2 separate regions of the Homo sapiens genome follow, and region 2 is linked to region 1. Evidence: read pairs that join two places in POLR2A ChIA-PET (ENCODE). Cell type or tissue: Panc1. All regions are shown on one strand. Links, peaks and the distances in the headings refer to the core of each region. The heading gives the core; the rest is flanking DNA.

Region 1 (8,320 bases), core at 225-8,224:
TTTTTTTTTTTTTTTTTTGAGATGGAGTCTCCTCTGTCACCCAGGCTGGAGTGCAGTGGTGCGATCTCAGCTCACCGCAAGCTCCGCCTCCCAGGTTCACCCCATTCTCCCGCCTCAGCCTCCCGAGTAGCTGGGACTACAGGTGCCTGCCACCACGCCTCGCTAATTTTGTTTTTGTATTTTTAGTAGAGACGGGGTTTCACCATGTTAGCCAGGATGATCTGGATCTCCTGACCTTGTGATCCGCCTGTCTCGGCCTCCCAAACTTCTGGGATTACAGGCGTGAGCCACTGCACCCTGCCTCAGCCTTTGAATAGCTAGGACCACAGGCACCTAATATAATTTTTTTTTTTTTATTGTAGAGAGAGGATCTTGCTATGTGGCCCAGGCTGATCTCAAACTCCTGGGCTCAAGCAATTCTCCTGCCTTGGCCTCCAAAAGTGCTGGAATTACAGATGCGAGTCACTTCACTCTTTCAAGAGATGGGGTCTCACTACATTGCCCAGGCTGGTCTCAAACTCCTGGGCTCAAGTGATCCTCATGCCTCAGCCTCCCTCCCGAGTAGCTATGACTACAGGTGTGTGCCACCATGCCCAGCTATATTATTTAATTTAATTACAACCGTGGAATAAAAAAAATGTAGCTAAAACACACATCTAGGCTATGACCTCATTGTTCCATTTTTCTACCAGGACAAAGAATAGGTCTCATCGTCTCTACTGTGTTTCCTCTGACCTCAAAACTGTCAAAAATTCTTAGATGATGGCAACAGCAATTCCCATTTATGAAGCTCTTACTCAGCACCATGGCCTGTAATAAGTATTGCACAAAATTTACTTCCCCCCACCTTTTTCCTTTTTTGAGACAAGGTCTCTCTCTGTCACCCAGGCTGGAATGCAGTGGCGCAATCTTGATTCACTGCGGCCTTGACCTCTTAGGCTCAAGTGATCCTGCCACCTCGGCCTCCCCAGTGGGTGGGACTACAGGCGTGCACCACCATACCGGCTAATTTTTGTTTTTTTTTTGGAGAGACAGGGTTTCACCATATTGCCCAGGCTTGTCTTGAACTCCTGGGCTCAATCGATCTGCCCACCTCCAGCTCCCAAAGTGCTAGGATTACAGGCGTGAGCCACTGTGTCCCGTTCATATTTTTTTTTTTTCGGTTTGGACAGGAAGGAGGATTTATTGGTGGGTGTGAGTAAGCAGGGCTCGCCACTATTCCAGGGGCCTATGATTGGGGATGTATCTGATGCCACAGCCATCCAGGATGAGCTACTTCTCAGCCACCGTGTCTTCACATTCATCTGCACTAAACTTGGTAAAGTCCCACCGCCTTGAGATGTGGGTCTTCTGGTGGCCAGGGAGCTTGAACTTGGCCCTGGGTAGGGCCTCAATCACGTGTTCCATGTTCTGCAGCTTGGTGCGGATGGACGTGATGCCTTAGCCAATGTGAACCCTGGCCACCACACCCTGGGGCTTTCCAAAGGCGCCTCGCATACCTGTCTGGAGTCTAGACTGGGGTGAGGTCAAGATCAGAAACATGAACATGCATCGGAAAGGGCTATCTCCAAGGTCTCTTAAGGCCACCGCTACACGCAGCAGGCTGCGTATACTACTGAGGGCACTGCTGTTTGCCGCCACTGCATAGGAGGAGAGGAGCACAATTAGCTTGACTAGTGTTCATGTTTAAACCTTGGAGCAAACCTGCAAGTTGCTCTAAGGATTAAACATAAATATTGGCTGGGTGCGGTGGCTCATGCCTGTAATCCCAGCACTCTGGGAGGCTGAGCCAGGAGGATCTCCTGGGGTCGGGAGTTTGAGACCAGCCTGACCAACATGGTGAAACCCTGTCTCTACTAAAAATACAAAAAATTAACTGGATGTGGTGGCGGGTGCCTGTAGTCCCAGCTACTCGGGAGGCTGAGGCAGGAGAATGGCGTGAACCCGGGAGGTGGAGCTTGTAGTGAGCTGAGATTGCGCCGCTGCACTCCAGCCTGGGCGACAGAGCGAGACTTCATCTCAAATAAATAAATAAATAAATAAAATTAAAAATTAGCTGGGCATGATGATGCATGCCTGTAATTCCAGCTACTTGGGAGGCTGAGGCAGGAGAATTGCTTGAACCTGGGAGACGGAGATTGCAGTGAGCAGAGATTGCACCACTGCACTCCTCCAGCCTGTGCAGCAGAGTGAGACTTAGTAACAACAAAACAAAACAAAACAAAACAAAACAAAACAAAACAAGAGACAGGATCTCCCTCTGGCACCCAGGCTGGAATGCAGTGGCGTGATCATAGTTCACTGCAGCCTTGACATCCCGGGCTAAAGTGATGCTTGAACCTCAGCCTCCTAAGTAGCTGGGACTGCAGGCACACACCACCAGGCTCATGCTCAGCCAACACATTTTTTGATCTTCTGTAGAGACAGCGTCTCACTATGTTGACCAGGAAACATAGAAATAATCTCTCCCTCCCTCCCTCCCTCGCTTGCTTCCTTCCTTCCTTCCTTCCTTCCTTCCTTCCTTCCTTCCTCTCCCTCTTTCCTCCCTTCCCCTCCCCTTCCCTTCCCTTCAAGACAGGGTGTTGCTATGTTGTCTGGGCTGGTCTTGAACTCCTGGCCTCAAGTGATCCTCCCACCTTGCCTTCCCCAAAGTGCTGGAATTGCAAGTGTGAGCCACTGTGCTCAGTGACAAATGTCCTCATAAGAGACAGAGAAGAAGACATGGACACACAAAGGAGAAGATCATGTGAAGACAGAGGCAGAGACTGGACTGATGCAGCCAGAAGCGGAGGAATGCTTGGGGCTACCAGAAGCTGGAAGAGGCAAGGAAGGAGTCTCCCCTACAGTTTTTGGTGAGTGCGGTCCTGCCGACGCCTTGATTTTGGACTTCCGGACTTCAGAACTGTAAAGGAATACATTTCTGTTGTGTTAAGCCACCTAGTTTGTGGCAGTTTGCATGGCAGCAACAGGATTTTTTATTTCTTATTTTTTATTTTTTTGAGACGGACTCTCGCTTTGTCTCCCAGGCTGGAGTGCAGTGACGTGATCTTGGCTCACTGCAACCCCTGCCTCCTGGGTTCAAGCTATTCTCCTGCCTCAGCCTCCTGAGTAGCTGGGATTACAGGTGCACACCACCACACCTGGCTAATTTTTGTATTTTTAGCAGAGACGGGATTTCACCATGTTGGCCAGGCTGGTCTCAAACTCCTGACCTCAAGTGATCTGCCCGCCTCGGCCTCCCAAAGTGCTGGGATTACAGGCATGAGCCATCGTGCCTGGCCAGCAACAGGACATTAACATGCCCTTCAAGCCTGGCAGCTTCAGAGATACCAGAGCACAGGGTCTGGGTCAGAAACACTGAAACATAGTTGCAAACAGAAAGACGCATGGACGTCCCAGTCAGGCGGGCCAGGCACACACAGGTCACCCAGTCAGTGCTCACACAGGCCATCCAGAAGTGCGTGTGCATGAGTGTTTGTGTGCACACACACAGCCCTTCACAGACCCCAGTGATGCCATCCAGGAAGTTGTTAAGGCAGCTGGCCCCACAGATGCAACTACATTACAGAGTGATGGGGATTAAATGTTCACTATCAGCAATTCACATGACGACCCAGAGAAGCCCCCACAGATTAAACAAACAAACAAACCAAAAAACCCCATAAAAAACAAAAAACACTCAGTGCTATGGTTTGAATATTTTTTCCTTCAAAACCTCATGTTGAAATCTGATCCCCTCACTTGAACCCAGGTCGAGGTTGCAGTGAGCTAGGATCTCCTGCTGCACCCCAGCCTGGGTGATAGAGTGAGACTCTGTGTCCAAAAAAATGAAGAAATTTGGGCCTGGCACGGTGGCTCACACCTGTAATCCCAGCACTTTGGGAGGCCGAGGCGGGTGGATCACTTGAGGTCAGGAGTTCAAGACCAGCCTGGCCAACAGGGTGAAACCCCGTCTCTACTAAAAATACAAAAATTAATTGGGCATGGTGGTGCATGCTTGTAATTCCAGCTACTTGGGAGGCTGAGGCTGGAGAATCGCTTGAACCTTGGAGGCAAAGGCTGCAGTGAGCCGAGATTGGGCCTCTGCACTGCAGCCTGGGCGACAGAGTGAGACTCTGTCTCAAAAAAAAAAAAAGAACTTTGATTCCCAAGGTTGGAGGTGGGCCTGATGTGAGGTGTGTTTGGGCCATGGGGGCAGGTCCCTCATGAATAGATTAATGTCCTCCCTGGCGGGTGAATGAGTTCTCCCCATTGACGCCCATGAGAGATGGGTGTTAAAGGGAGGCTGGCACTTCTCTCTCTCTGTCTCTCTCTCGCTTCCCCTCCTGCCACTTGATCCCCACACACGTGTGGTTCCCTCGGCCTTCTGCCATGAGTAGAAGCAGCCTGAAGCCTTCACCACAAGAAGCAGATGCTGACACCATGGTTCTTTTATTTATTTTTTTGAGGCAGGGCCTCACCTGTTGCCCAGGCTGGAGTGCTGTGGTGCGATCATAGCTCACTGCAGCCTCGAACTCACAGACTCAAGCAATCCTCCCACCTCAGTCTTCCGAGTAGCTGGGACTACAGGTGCCTGCCACCATGCCCAGCTAATTTTTTTTTTTTTTTTTTTTTTGTACAGACAGGGTCTCACTATACTGCTCGGGCTGGTCTCAAACTTCTGGTCTCAGGGGATTCTCCTGCCTCAGCCTCCCAAAGTGCTGGGATTACAGGTGTGAGCCACCAGGCTTGGCCTCAATTTTGGACTTCTTTTTTTTTTTTTTTTTTTTTGAGACGGAGTCTCACTCTGTCACCCAGGTTGGAGTGCAGTGGTGCGATCTCGGCTCTCTGCAAGCTCTGCCTCCCGGGTTCACACCATTCCCCTGCCTCAGCCTCCCGAGTAGCTGGGACTACAGGTGCCCGCCACCATGCCCAGCTAATTTTTTGTATTTTTAGTAGAGACTGGGTTTCACCGGGTTAGCCAGGATGGTCTCGATCTCCTGACCTCGTGATCCGCCTGCCTCGGCCTCCCAAAGTGCTGGGATTACAGGCGTGAGCCACCGCGCCCGGCCGATTTTGGACTTCTTATGCCCAGAACTGTAAGAGAATAAATTAGTATTGTTTGGCTGGCACGGTGGCTCACACCTTTTGTAATCCCAGCACTTTGGGAGGCTGAGGTGGGTGGATCACTTGAGGTCAGGAGTTCCAGATCAGTCTGGCCAACATGTCAAAACCCTGTGACTAGTAAAAATACAAAAAATTAACCGGGTGTGGTGGTGCACGCCTGTAGTCCCAGCTACTTGGGAGGCTGAGGTAGGAGAATGGCTTGAACCAGGGAAGTGGAGGTTGTAGTGAGCTGAGATTGTGCCACTGCACTCCAGCCTGGGTGACAGAGTGAAACTCTGTTTTAAAAAAAAAAAAAAAAAAGTTAGCATCATTTCAAGCCACTGAATTTGTGATTTGTTATAGTGGCAACAGGAAACCATTACAAACCCCGACTGACACACAGAGGCATACCCCAGAGTCAAAGCACAGATGTGTGGCTGGGCGCGGTGACTCACGCTTGTAATCCCAGCACTTTGGGAGGCCAAAGCAGGCAGATCGCCTGAGGTCAGGAGTTTGAGACCAGCCTGGCCAATGTGGCAAAACCCCCTCTCTACTAAAAATACAAAAATTAGCCAGGCATGGTGGTGGGTGCCTGTAATCCCAGCTACTCTGGAGGCTGGGGCAGGAGAATCTCTTGAACCCAGGAGGCGGAGGTTGCAGTGAGCCGAGATCACGCCATTGCACTCCAGCCTGGGTGACAGAGTGAGACTCCATCCCCCCCCAAAAAAACAACAACAAAACCACAGATGTGGTCCATTAGAGGGGCCCCATGGAACCACTAAGTAAAACTGTCTCACGCCATGTGAGGCAGTCACAGGGCAACAATCACAGCATCACCCCAGATCTCAATGTTAGGAACACTCCCAAGCACCACGCACTCGGACAGCCAGAGACGATTGGGGCTGAAGTCAGCTGTGGGTTATCACCAGGACCCCCACACTACAGAAACACACATGCCCAGGGTCACTACGGAATCCAACAGGGTGCCCTGGAAAGATATCACACACCGGCCAGGTGCAGTGGCTCATGCCTGTAATCCCAGCACTTTGGGAGGCCGACACAGGAGGATCATGAGGTCAGGAGTTCAAGACCAGCCTGACCAACATGGTGAAACCCCGTCTCTACTAAAATTACAAAAATTAGCCAGGTGTGGTGGTGCACACCTGTAATCCCAGCTACTCGGGAGGCTGAGGCAGGAGAATCGCTTGAACCGGGGAGGCGGAGGTTGCAGTGAGCCGAGATCGTGCCACTGCACTCCAGCTTGGGCGACAGAGCAAGACTCTGTCTTGAAAAAAAAAAAAAAAAGATATCACACACCACGTCCTCCTTAGAAACAATGGTACAGTGACAATGATGGCAACATTCACAACCAAACACACCAGAAGTCCCAGAGTGACACACAGGAGATTGTCTGTCTGAGACTCACAACATCACTCTGGGAGTCAACTGGATTCAGTGCACGGGTGTGCACACACACGAAGGCACTTCCGCCAGGTCCATCTCATGAAAGAGGCCCATGCACCCAAGGGATATGGTACAAAAATAGTTTATTACAAAAGAAATCCAACCAAAATGCTTAATAATTTACATCGTGATCCGTGCCCGTTACGGCCCACCTCTCCCCTCCTCAGTTATCTGGTAGAGAGTGGAGGGGAGTGGCTGTTCCCTGGGTCCACCAGCTCTGGGAGGGGACATGGAAATGGAAGATGTGGGTGGCATTCCGGACAGGGACTGGTGCCTGAGAATGCTGGGGTCAGAGTCCTGGGAGGGAGCGAGATGGGGGAACATCTGTGCTCAGAAGAGGGGGTGTATGGGTAGGTGCATGTGCTTCTGTGCAAATCCTGGTCCCGAAGATGGGGGGGGGGGGCAGAGTGAGATCTTCACAGTTTCCAGAAGGGTTGACCCCACAGGGCAGGGGGGCCCCTCCTCATGAGTCCAAGATCTGCCCCCCCATCCCCCTCAGCTGCCTCCTGGAGCTGGGGAGGGGGGCACCGGCCGGCCAGGGCCTCGGAGGACCCCAGCAAAGGGCAGGAAGGCGGGTGGAGATGGGGAAGGAAGGAAGAAATTGGGAGGAGCCATGGGGAATCCAGGGGGGTCCCTGGGGGGAGACTGGGAGGGTGAGGAGGATGGTGATGCGGAGAGAAGACCTGAGGAAGGAAGAGAGACAGAGGGGTGGGTGGTGAGAGGCTAGACCCAGAGAGCAGGGGCTGGGGCCTGAGATCTGGGTCTGAGGGAGGAGGGGCTGGGGGTCTGGACTCGGGTCTGAGGGAGGAGGGGCTGGGGATTTAAACTCCCGGGTCTGAGGAAAGAGGCATCTGGGGACCTAGACTCCTGGGTCTGAAGGAAGAGGGGCCGGGGGTCAGAAGGAGGAGGGGCTGGGGGTGTGAGGGAGGAGGGGCTGAGGTCTGAGGGAGGAGGGTCTGGAAATCTGGACTCCTGGGTCTGAGGGAGGAGGGGCTGAGGTTTGAGATAAGAGGGGCTGGGGGTATGAGGGAGGAGGGGCTGAGGTCTGAGGGAGGAGGGGCTGGGGGGTCTGAAGGAGGAGGGGCTGGGGTCTGAGGGAGGAGGGGCCAGGGGTCTGAGGGAGGAGGGGCTATGGGTTGGGATTCCTGGGTCAGAGGGAGGAGGCTAGGGGCCTGGACTCCTGGATCTGAGGGAGGAGGGGCTGTGGGTTGGGATTCCTGGGTCTGAGGGAGGAGGCGCCAGGGCTGGAGGTTGGGAACGGTTTCTCACCATTGGAGCTGAGGCGGCTGCTGCTCTCGGGGGAGGTGTTGGCGCTCCGGTCAGGGGAGGGGTCTGGCTGGGAGGTGGAAGCAGGCCGGGTGGCCTTCCCCCTCAGGATGTCGATGACCTGTAGGAAGATGGGCGTGACCATAGAGCCACCCATGCCTCACAGTCCTCTCTCCCATCCCTCCTAGCTCACTGGATCCAGGTGGTGGCCTCTCCACTTCTCAGTATGAAAAGATGGGCAAGGCACTTTTTTTCTTGGTGCCAGTCTCTCCTCATTTCTGGAACTCACACCCGCGCTTTCAGAGGCTCACCCACTCCCCTCCACGCAACGGCACAGACACCCTCACTCCTCTGCGCTCTGGCACACTCGCCTGCAACCAGCCCGCGGACACACGTGTGCAAGGGGCATGTCCACAGCTGCCCCGGCTCACCCTGCGGCTGCGCGCCACCATGAGCGGCGTGTCGTTGTGGCAGTTCTTGAGGCTGCTGTCAGCGCCGCTGCGGA
Region 2 (8,320 bases), core at 166-8,165, 53 kb before region 1:
CTCACCGGTGCCGAAGTGGAAGACATGGCGCTTGTTCCCGTGGGGGTTGGAGGCTTCACAGGAGATGCCATCGCGGCTCAGGGCGCTGGTCACTTTCAGGGTCAGAGAGCTGCTCACCCAACCCTGCCGTCCGGGGATTGGCTCTGCGGGCTATGGAGGCTCCGATCAGGCCCCGGCTGGTGGGGTCAAGGGGTGGGGTCAAGGGCAGAGGTGAACGACGTCCAGTCTCCCAGGAAGTGGAAAGGAGGGTGTGATACTTGGATGAGTGAGAGGGGGCTCAGGGTGGAGAGGAAGGTCCCTTACGCTGCCCCCCAATTGGCTCCAGCTGAGTTTGGGGTCTGGATGGCCGCGGGCAGAGCAGATGAGTGTGACTTCGTCTCCTTCCCTCCAGCTGCCATCTGCCTTGGGCTCTATTTCCGCTGTCTTTAGCTCTGGCGAGCCTGTGGGTGGTGGGGATGGGAAGAAAGTGAAGGGAGAGGAGAGAGAGAGAGAAGAGAGGCATCGAGCAGAAGATGGAGTCCCCAGCCAGGGACTCAGGAACTCGTCCTGTTTGTCCAGGTCCCACACCCCACACTGTCCCCATCCAAGCCCACCCCCTCCCTGCCCCCTGAACCTTGGACCAGCAGCGTGAAGTTCTGGGTGCGGCTGAGGACCGGGACTGTGGGCAGGGAGGCCTCACATACGTAGGTGCCATTGGAATCGAAGGTGATAGAACTGAGCGACAGCATGGGGCCATCGCCCAGGGGAGTGGAGTCCTGGGAAGGGCAGAGGAGGAGGAGGACGCTGTGAGAGGGCGAGGAGTGAGGGGAGAGAGGAGGGTGCGAGTGCAGGGCCCGAGGGGGCTCCTCTCCCTCTCACCTTGGTCCAGCGTAGGGCAGGGGTGGGCAGGCCGTGCACGGAGCAGTTCACGACTGCACTGCTGTTTAGAGGTAAGGAAAGCACCTTCCCCTCGCTGAGCTCCAGGGGGTCCAGATCTGCAGTGGGGGACAGTCTGTCACTCGTCCCAGACCGCCACCCACTCAATTAGGGGCTCTCCAGGGGCGGTCGGGGGTGCAAACATGAATGGACAGTTGGAAGCAGAGAACAGCAAGTAATCCTCCTGGTTTACCCCATCTCCATGAAATCTCCATTCTCCCATCCAGGCTCTCCAACCAAAAATCTAGCAGTCTAACCCCAACATTGACATGCCCAAGTCAATTACTTTTCTTCAGAGCTGACATCTGAGCCCAAGGTTAATGAATAACCTTAGGTGTGGAAGGTGTCCCTTCTGTGACTTTAGCACACAAACCTTTTGCTCAAACCCCAACCTGTGGGGTAACCTCCCTGTTACCCCCAAACATCTTTTCTGCAAAGTTTTGTTTTTGAATAGAGACAAGGTGTTGCTATGTTGGCCAGGCTGGGTCTCAAACTCCTGGCCTCAAGTGATCCTCCTGTCTTGACCTCCCAAAAGTGCTAGGATCACAGGCGTGAGCCCCTGCTCCTGGCCTCAGCAAGTCTTTATCTGGTCTGCTCCCAGGACAAATCCTCTGGCTTCCTGCCACCTCTGGCCCCAGGTTTGACTGTCCCAACCACCTCTTCACTAGCCTGCTCCTCCCTCTTGTCCATCCTCCACTGAGCAGCTAGAGGGACCTCTTTAAAACATCCACTGGTCAGGCCGGGCACGGTGGCTCATGCCTATAACCCCAGCACTTTGGGAGGCCGAGGCGGGTGCATCACCTGATGTCAGGAGTTCGAGACCACCCTGGTCACATGGTGAAACCCCATCTCTACTAAAAATCCAAAAGCTAGCTGGGCATAGTGGTGCATGCCTATAGTCCCAGCTACTTGGGAGGCTGAGGCAGGAGAATCGCTTGAACCTGGGAGGTGGAGGTTGCAGTGAGCCGAGATTGTGCCACTGCGCTCCAGCCTGGGTGACAGAGTGAGACTCTGACTCAAAAAAAAAAAAACAAAAAAAACCAACCACCCACTGGTCATCCCTCCCCTCTGCATAAAACCCTGCAGTGGCTCCCCAGTACCCTTGGCATCGAGGCCAAACTTCTTGAGGGTGCCTAAAAGATGCTGCCTGGTCTGGCCCTCACCCACCTCTTGAACCATCTCCCACTCTTCCCCATTCCTCCTGTGCTCCCAGCTACCCCGTTCTCTTGCTGTTTTTCTTGAGTAGACCAAGTTGGGGCCTGCCTCAGGGCCTTTGCACTTGCTCACTCTACTTGCAGTGCTCTTTTTGTAGCTCTCTGCATTTCTTCTTCTTATTATTTTTTTTTGAGAGAGTTTGGCTCTGTCGCCCAGGCTAGAGTGCAGTGGCGGGATCTCAGCTCACTGCAAGCTCTGCCTCCTGGGTTCATGCCATTCTCCTGCCTCAGCCTCCCGAGTACCTGGGACTACAGGCACCTGCCACCACGCCCAGCTAATTTTTTGTATTTTTAGTAGAGACGGGATTTCACCGTGTTAGCCAGGATGGTCTCAAACTCCTGACCTCATGATCTGCCCGCCTCTGCCTCCCAAAAGTGCTGGGATTACAGGTGTGAGCCACCGTGCCCGGCCAATTTCTTTTTTCTTTGAGACAGACTCTTGCTCTGTCACCCAGGCTGGAGTTCAGTGGCACGATCTCAGCTCACTGCAACCTCCGCCTCCCAGGATCAAGCGATTCTCCTGCCTCAGTCTCCTGGGTAGCTGGGATTACAGGCACCAGCCATCATGCCTGGCTAATTTTTATATTTTTAGTAGAGATGGGGTTTCACCATGTTGGCCAGGCTGGTCTCGAACTCCTGACCTCAGGTGATCCACCTGCCTCGGCCTCCCAAAGTGCTGGGATTACAGGTGTGAGCCACTGTGCCTGGCTGCTGTCTGCTTTTCTGAGTCTCACTTAAATGTCTCTTCTCAGAGGCTTCCCTGACCTCCCCTATTGTGGACACCCAGATCTTTCCTACAGCACGGAAGGACTTATTCCACCAGCTGCTAAGAAGGATGACAGCTGTCAGCCTGCAGCTGTCACCCCTCTCTGGGAGCTGCCTCAGCTGCTGAGAGCCCCTTGCCTAAGGCCAGCACACCTCTGAGGACTGGTTGATGTAGAGGTTATTAAGGCCCAGCCCCCTCACCCCAACTGGGGACAACTGTGAAGGGCCATCCTGGATTCCAAGTACCCCGTGGGGCTGACTGAGGCCCTCTTTCTTTCTTTTATTTGTTTCTGAGATGGAGTCTCACTCTGTTGCCCAGGCTGGAGTGCAATGGCACGATCTCAGTTCACTGCAATCTCCGCTTCCTGGGTTCAAGCGATTCTCCTGCCTCAGGCTCCTGAGTGGCTGGGATTACAGGTGCATGCCACCACACCCGGCTAACTTTTAGTACAGAGGGGGTTTCACTATGTTGGCCAGGCTGGTCTCTAACTCCTGACCTCAGGTGATCCACCCACCTCGGCCTCCCAAAGTGTTGGGATTACAGGCATGAGCCACGGGGCCCGGCCTACTTTTTTATTTTTATTTTTCCTGAGACGGGGTCTTTCTCTGTCGCTCAGGCTGGAGTGCAGTGGCACAATCTTGGCTCACTGCAGTTTCAACCTTCCAGACTCAAGGGATCCTCCCACCTGGGCCTCCGAGTAGCTGGGACTACAGGTGTGTGCCACTATGCCTGGCTAATTTTTAATTTGTGTGTGTGTGTGTGCAAATGGGGTCTCCCTCTGTTGCCCAGGCTGGCCTCAAACTCCTAGGCTCATACAATCCTCCTGCCTCAGCCTCTCAAAGTGCTGGGATTATAGGCATGAACCACTGCACCCAGCCTGAGACCTTCCTTAGACTTCAGTCCAACTTCTCACCTTGCCAAATCTTGCTTCCTTTACCTCCCTAGACCCAAGAGGTGCGGAACCCAGGGTACTTCCCATAAACTTCTTGCCTGAAAACATCCAAGTCAGAATCTGCTTCTCAGGAAAGCAGACTGCAACACCTGCCACCTAAAATAATCCCCTCTCCTGCTCTCTCTCACTGGTGATATCACCTGTAGATACACTACTGTTACGAAAGGGCTTAGTTAGCATTTACCATCTGTCTCCCCTACTGAAATAACAGGGGTGGTCTGTCTTGTTCACAGATGTGTCCCCAGCATCTGGCGCAGGGTCTACCCCAGGAAGGGATATGTAAGAAGTGCCAAGGGAGAATACAGCCTTTCCCCAGGGCCTGGATGCGAATGAACTGAAAATCATTCTTAGAAGCCTGGGATTCAAGGGATTGGTGAGAAATAGACGGTAGGAAGGATGGGCAGTGAAGGTAGGAACCAGAGGAGCCTGGGGGGTGATGAGGAGATAGCCTTGACTGGGGAGAAGGATCAGCTAGCTAATGGTGGAACTGGCCAGGTGGACCTTGAAGGCCATGGTGAGACACCTGGGCTTCTCCCAAGGGTACTGGGGAGCCATGGCAGATTCTGAGCAGAGGAGGGTCAGGTCTGTGCTATGGAAAGAGCTCTCGACAAGATGCGGTGGCTCACTCCTGTAATCCCAGCACTTTGGGAGAGCAAGGCAGGAGGATCGCATGAGGAGTTCGAGACCAGCCTGGGCAACGTAGCCAGGTCCTGTCTCTGGGAAAAAAAAAAAAAAAAAAACAACCAAAAAAACCCCCAAGAAATGCAGAGAAAGGGTTGAAGGCAGAGTGTTTGGGATGACAGAGCAACTTCAGGGCTGTAGGGAGGAGGGCGCAGAGGCACTGATGCCAGGGCCCCTCCTGCCCGCCCGTTCACCCAGGGCTCTCACAGGCCACGCGCAGCTCCAGCGTCTTGGAGAGCTGCACGTCATCTGCCGCGTCGTAATCCTCCACTCTGCAGCCATAGGTCCCGCTCTGGCCCCGGGTCACTCCCTCCAGGGTCAAGTTCCCCTCGAGATTCACATTCAGCACTTCCTCCTGCTCATCCTGGGAGACGGGGGACGAGGAACCAGGCTCAGAAGCCACCCCGGTTCAGCGGGCTCATGCTAGGTCAGAAGCCACCAGGTTAGTGTCATGCTAAGCCAGAATCAGGGGTCAGGGGCCATCAAGTCAGGTGGCATGCTAAGTCCTGACTCTCTCAAATCAGGGGTCAGAGGTCCTTTTAGTTCGTGGGCCACCAGATCAGGTGGCTGCCTAAGCCATGGGGACTCCCAGGTCCCACATTAGAAGTTATGCAGGTTAGCAGGTCACAGAGGTCAGGGGCTGGGGGGTGGATCCCAGAGGGACCCTTGGGTGGGTCACCTGAAGGCGGAAAAGCGTATACTCCGGGCTGGGGCTGCCGTCCCCCCGGCAGAGCAGCTGGACAGTGTCACCCTCGCGTACCCAGCCTGCTGGGGTGGACGGGCTGCCCACCCAGAACTGCACGTGCTCCGTGGGATCTAAGGGAAGGGCAGGGAGATGGGAATTGTGATCAGGGGAAGGGTCAAGGCTAGAGGACAGGCGAGAGGTCAGCCCTGCATCCCAGGTGAGGGCTATGGCGGGTCAAAGGTTACGGGTCATAGGTTTCAAGCCTCAGGTTCACAATTATTCTGAGTGCCAGAGTTCAGAGGTTGAAATAAACTAAGAGTATAGGTCAAGAGTCAGAGGTCCGTATGGGCGATGGGTCAGTGTGAGACTTGGAGCCAGATGTCATGGGGGGACCCAATTCAGTGTGAGAAGGTGGAAAGCACCATTTAGTCATAAACTTCATGGGGTCCAGGGTGCTAAGTGGAGGTCGGAGGTCAGAGGTCAGGATGGGGCTTGTGCGACCAATTGAGGTCAGAGGTCAGTGGCCAGCACTAGCACATTTTTTTTTAGCATGAAGTAGGGAGGCAGAGGGTCAGAGGGGAGTGTGAAGCCCCCGGGTGGAGGGTCAGGCCTCATGAGGTGTGGAGCCTGAGGTCAGAGGTCAAAGGCCAGCACAGACTCACAGTGCAGGGTGAGGTGGAAGGTGGGGCTGTCCAGGCGGCCGTGGCGGCCCTCGGGCAGGCTGTAGTGGGCGGCGCAGTGGAAGCTGGCGTCTCGGTCATCCTTGCGGAGCCGCAGGTAGAGGGTGCTGGTGAGGGAGAGCAGGCCCGAGGCCTCCCGGACCGTGCGGCTGGTCATGTAGCCCTCTGGGAGAGATCGGGGGAGGTGGCAGTCAGCCAGGCCATAGCCCCGCCACCCACCCCAGCCCACGTCCCGCCGCGCTCCTGCGCTGCTCACCTGGGTTCATCTCTACGGGCACCTCCAGGCGCTGCCCGTTGCGATACCACGTGATCTTGGGGGCCGGGTTCCCGTTCCGGCTGTTGCAGGTGGCGATCTGAGGCAGACACGGGCATGGCCCTGGGCTTGGAGCTGGGACTCTGAAGTCGGGGCTCCTCTCTCAGGAGTTCTCCCCACTCAGACTCATGAGCCGGGCTCCTAACTCCCGACTCTCCCAGGACCCAGGAGTCCAAATTCCTAGTCCCCGACTCAGACTAAAGAGTCCAGGCCTCCAGCACCATCCTCCAGGGACCAAGGATTCTGGGTCCCCCAGCTCTCTCCTTCCTAGGACACAGGAGTCTTCCCCCTCTGCCCTTCCTTTCTTTTTTCTTTTCTTCTTCTTTTTTTTTTTTTTTTTGAGACGGAGTATTGCTCTGTGGCCCAGGCTGGAGTGCAGTGGTGTGATCTTAGCTCACTGTAGCCTCTGCCTTCTGGGTTCGAGTGATTCTCCTGTCTCAGCCTCCCGAGCAGCTGGGATTACAGTTGCACACCAACACACCCAGCTAATTTTTGTATCTTTAGTAGAGACGGGGTTTCATTATGTTGGCCAGGCTGGTCTGGAACTCCTGACCTCAGGTGATCCGCCTGCCTCTGCCTCCCAAAATGCTGGGATTACAGGCATGAGCCACCTCGCCTGGCCTTACCCCTCCTCCTTTATTACCCAGGGGTCCCCAGCCCCTCCTCCCTCAGACCCAGGAGTCCAGGGCCCTGTCCCCTCCTCCTCCAGGACCCTGGGGCCAAGGTCCACCCGAGAGGTACCTCCTGGGCAGAGTCCTCCATCACAGACAGTGTCCCTTTGTTGGGGGAGACCTCAGTGGCCTCTGGCTTTGCTGTGAAAAAGACGTTCACGTCAGGAGCCCCTGCCCTGCGCCCCTCCCTGCCTGCCTCCCTTCGGGGGATGCCCGAGGACACTTACCAAACACGTTGAGCCGCGCAGTGGCCTCAGCAGTGCCTGCCGCCCCTGCCCTCACCACGCACACGTAGTCTCGCTCGTCGCCCACCTGGGCCTCAGCCAGCACCAGGCGCCCCTGGGAGTCCAGCTGGTATGGGGGACTGCGGCCCCGGGTGTCGTGCATTGTGACCTGGAGCTCAGAGCCCTGCATCTCAGCCGAGGCTAGGCGGGGGCGAGCTCCCGAGCGGTCGGTCTGTGGGCGCGGGGCAGGCTCTCAGCTCCGGGTGTCCCAGCGCTCCTCAGTCTCTCTCTCTCTGGGTCCTTTCTCTCTGCAGCTCCTGGCTCTGCCTCTTTTCCTCTTGTTATGGGTCTCCCTGGTCCCTCTGTCCCTCCCCACCTTCTCCTGCCCCCATTCCCTATCAGTTCTTGATTTTTCCTGTCTCCTTTTCTCCATCTCATTCCGGTCCCATCCCTTCTCCTCTTGGTCTCTCCCTCTCCCGATTGTCTCTCATTTTCTTTCCTCTTTTTTTTTGAGATAGAGTCTTGCTCTGTCGCCTGGCTGGAGAGCATTGGCTCGATCTCGGCTCACTGCAACCTCTACCTCCCAGGTTCAAGCGATTCTCCTGCCTCAGCCTCCTGAGTAGCTGGGATTACAGGCACATGCCATCACGCCCAGCTAATTTTTGTATTTTTAGTAGAGACGGGGTTTCACCATGTTGGTCAGGACAGTCTTGATCTCTTGACCTCGTGATCCACCCGCCTCGGCCTCCCAAAGTGCTGGGATTACAGGCGTGAGCCACCGTGCCTGGCTTCTGCTTTCTTGATGTCTGTCTCTGTTCTCTCTCTCAAGAGCCCGCAGTCCAGAGCAGGTCAATGTCATTCTAGACTTGGCTGTGCCTAGACACGGGGCACCTTGCAGATCCCTTCCCCTCAGTGGGACTCAGTGACCCCATCTGTAACAAGGAGTGTGGCTTGGTGGATCTCTACAGGCCTTAGGCACTGATGAGAGAATGAACCTTTGCTGCCCTGCTGTGCCCTGACTCCAGGCCCCCCAGCCCCAAGCACTCACAAGGAACCATTCCAGCATATAATGGTCGTGGGTTCCCGTAGGGGTGCAGTCCAGAATGACAGACTTTCCTCGCATCACCTCCACCAGCGGGGGTACAGACAAGCGCACCTCCGCCTGGGCATCTGCAAGAGAGCAACTGAGCTATCATCCACCACACCAACAGGAAGAGCC

Evidence for each region. Peaks named below come from ENCODE experiments on the same cell type or tissue, not always from the same donor. Only the 100,000 strongest peaks of a DNase experiment are listed, where the experiment ranks them.
Region 2: POLR2A ChIA-PET joins it to region 1 with 11 read pairs; 10 of 35 experiments call an interaction of 5 or more read pairs at or near these places.

What each region holds. Positions count from the first base shown.
Region 1 is chr19:44,758,340-44,766,659 of GRCh38, reverse strand. It overlaps BCL3 (BCL3 transcription coactivator), which reads right to left. Exons shown (of 9, transcript NM_005178.5): 7 at 8,247-8,320; 8 at 7,819-7,936; 9 at 6,616-7,232. The coding sequence ends at 7,045. It overlaps MIR8085 (microRNA 8085), which reads right to left and starts at 8,003; the gene lies at 7,939-8,003. It also overlaps the pseudogene LOC124900431. RefSeq lists an enhancer at 7,417-8,066. In Panc1, for the core only: no CTCF peak of the experiment used is centred there; no DNase peak of the experiment used is centred there; H3K27ac peaks cover 383 bases.
Region 2 is chr19:44,811,176-44,819,495 of GRCh38, reverse strand. BCAM (basal cell adhesion molecule (Lutheran blood group)) reads right to left here. Exons shown (of 15, transcript NM_005581.5): 2 at 8,150-8,271; 3 at 7,105-7,333; 4 at 6,948-7,018; 5 at 6,150-6,246; 6 at 5,876-6,058; 7 at 5,208-5,344; 8 at 4,736-4,892; 9 at 859-974; 10 at 614-755; 11 at 304-440; 12 at 6-150. Among named protein-coding and RNA genes, the nearest start is that of BCAM, 6.2 kb to the right of the region's middle. RefSeq lists a silencer at 1,430-1,724 and enhancers at 5,489-6,021, 6,673-7,219. In Panc1, for the core only: no CTCF peak of the experiment used is centred there; no DNase peak of the experiment used is centred there.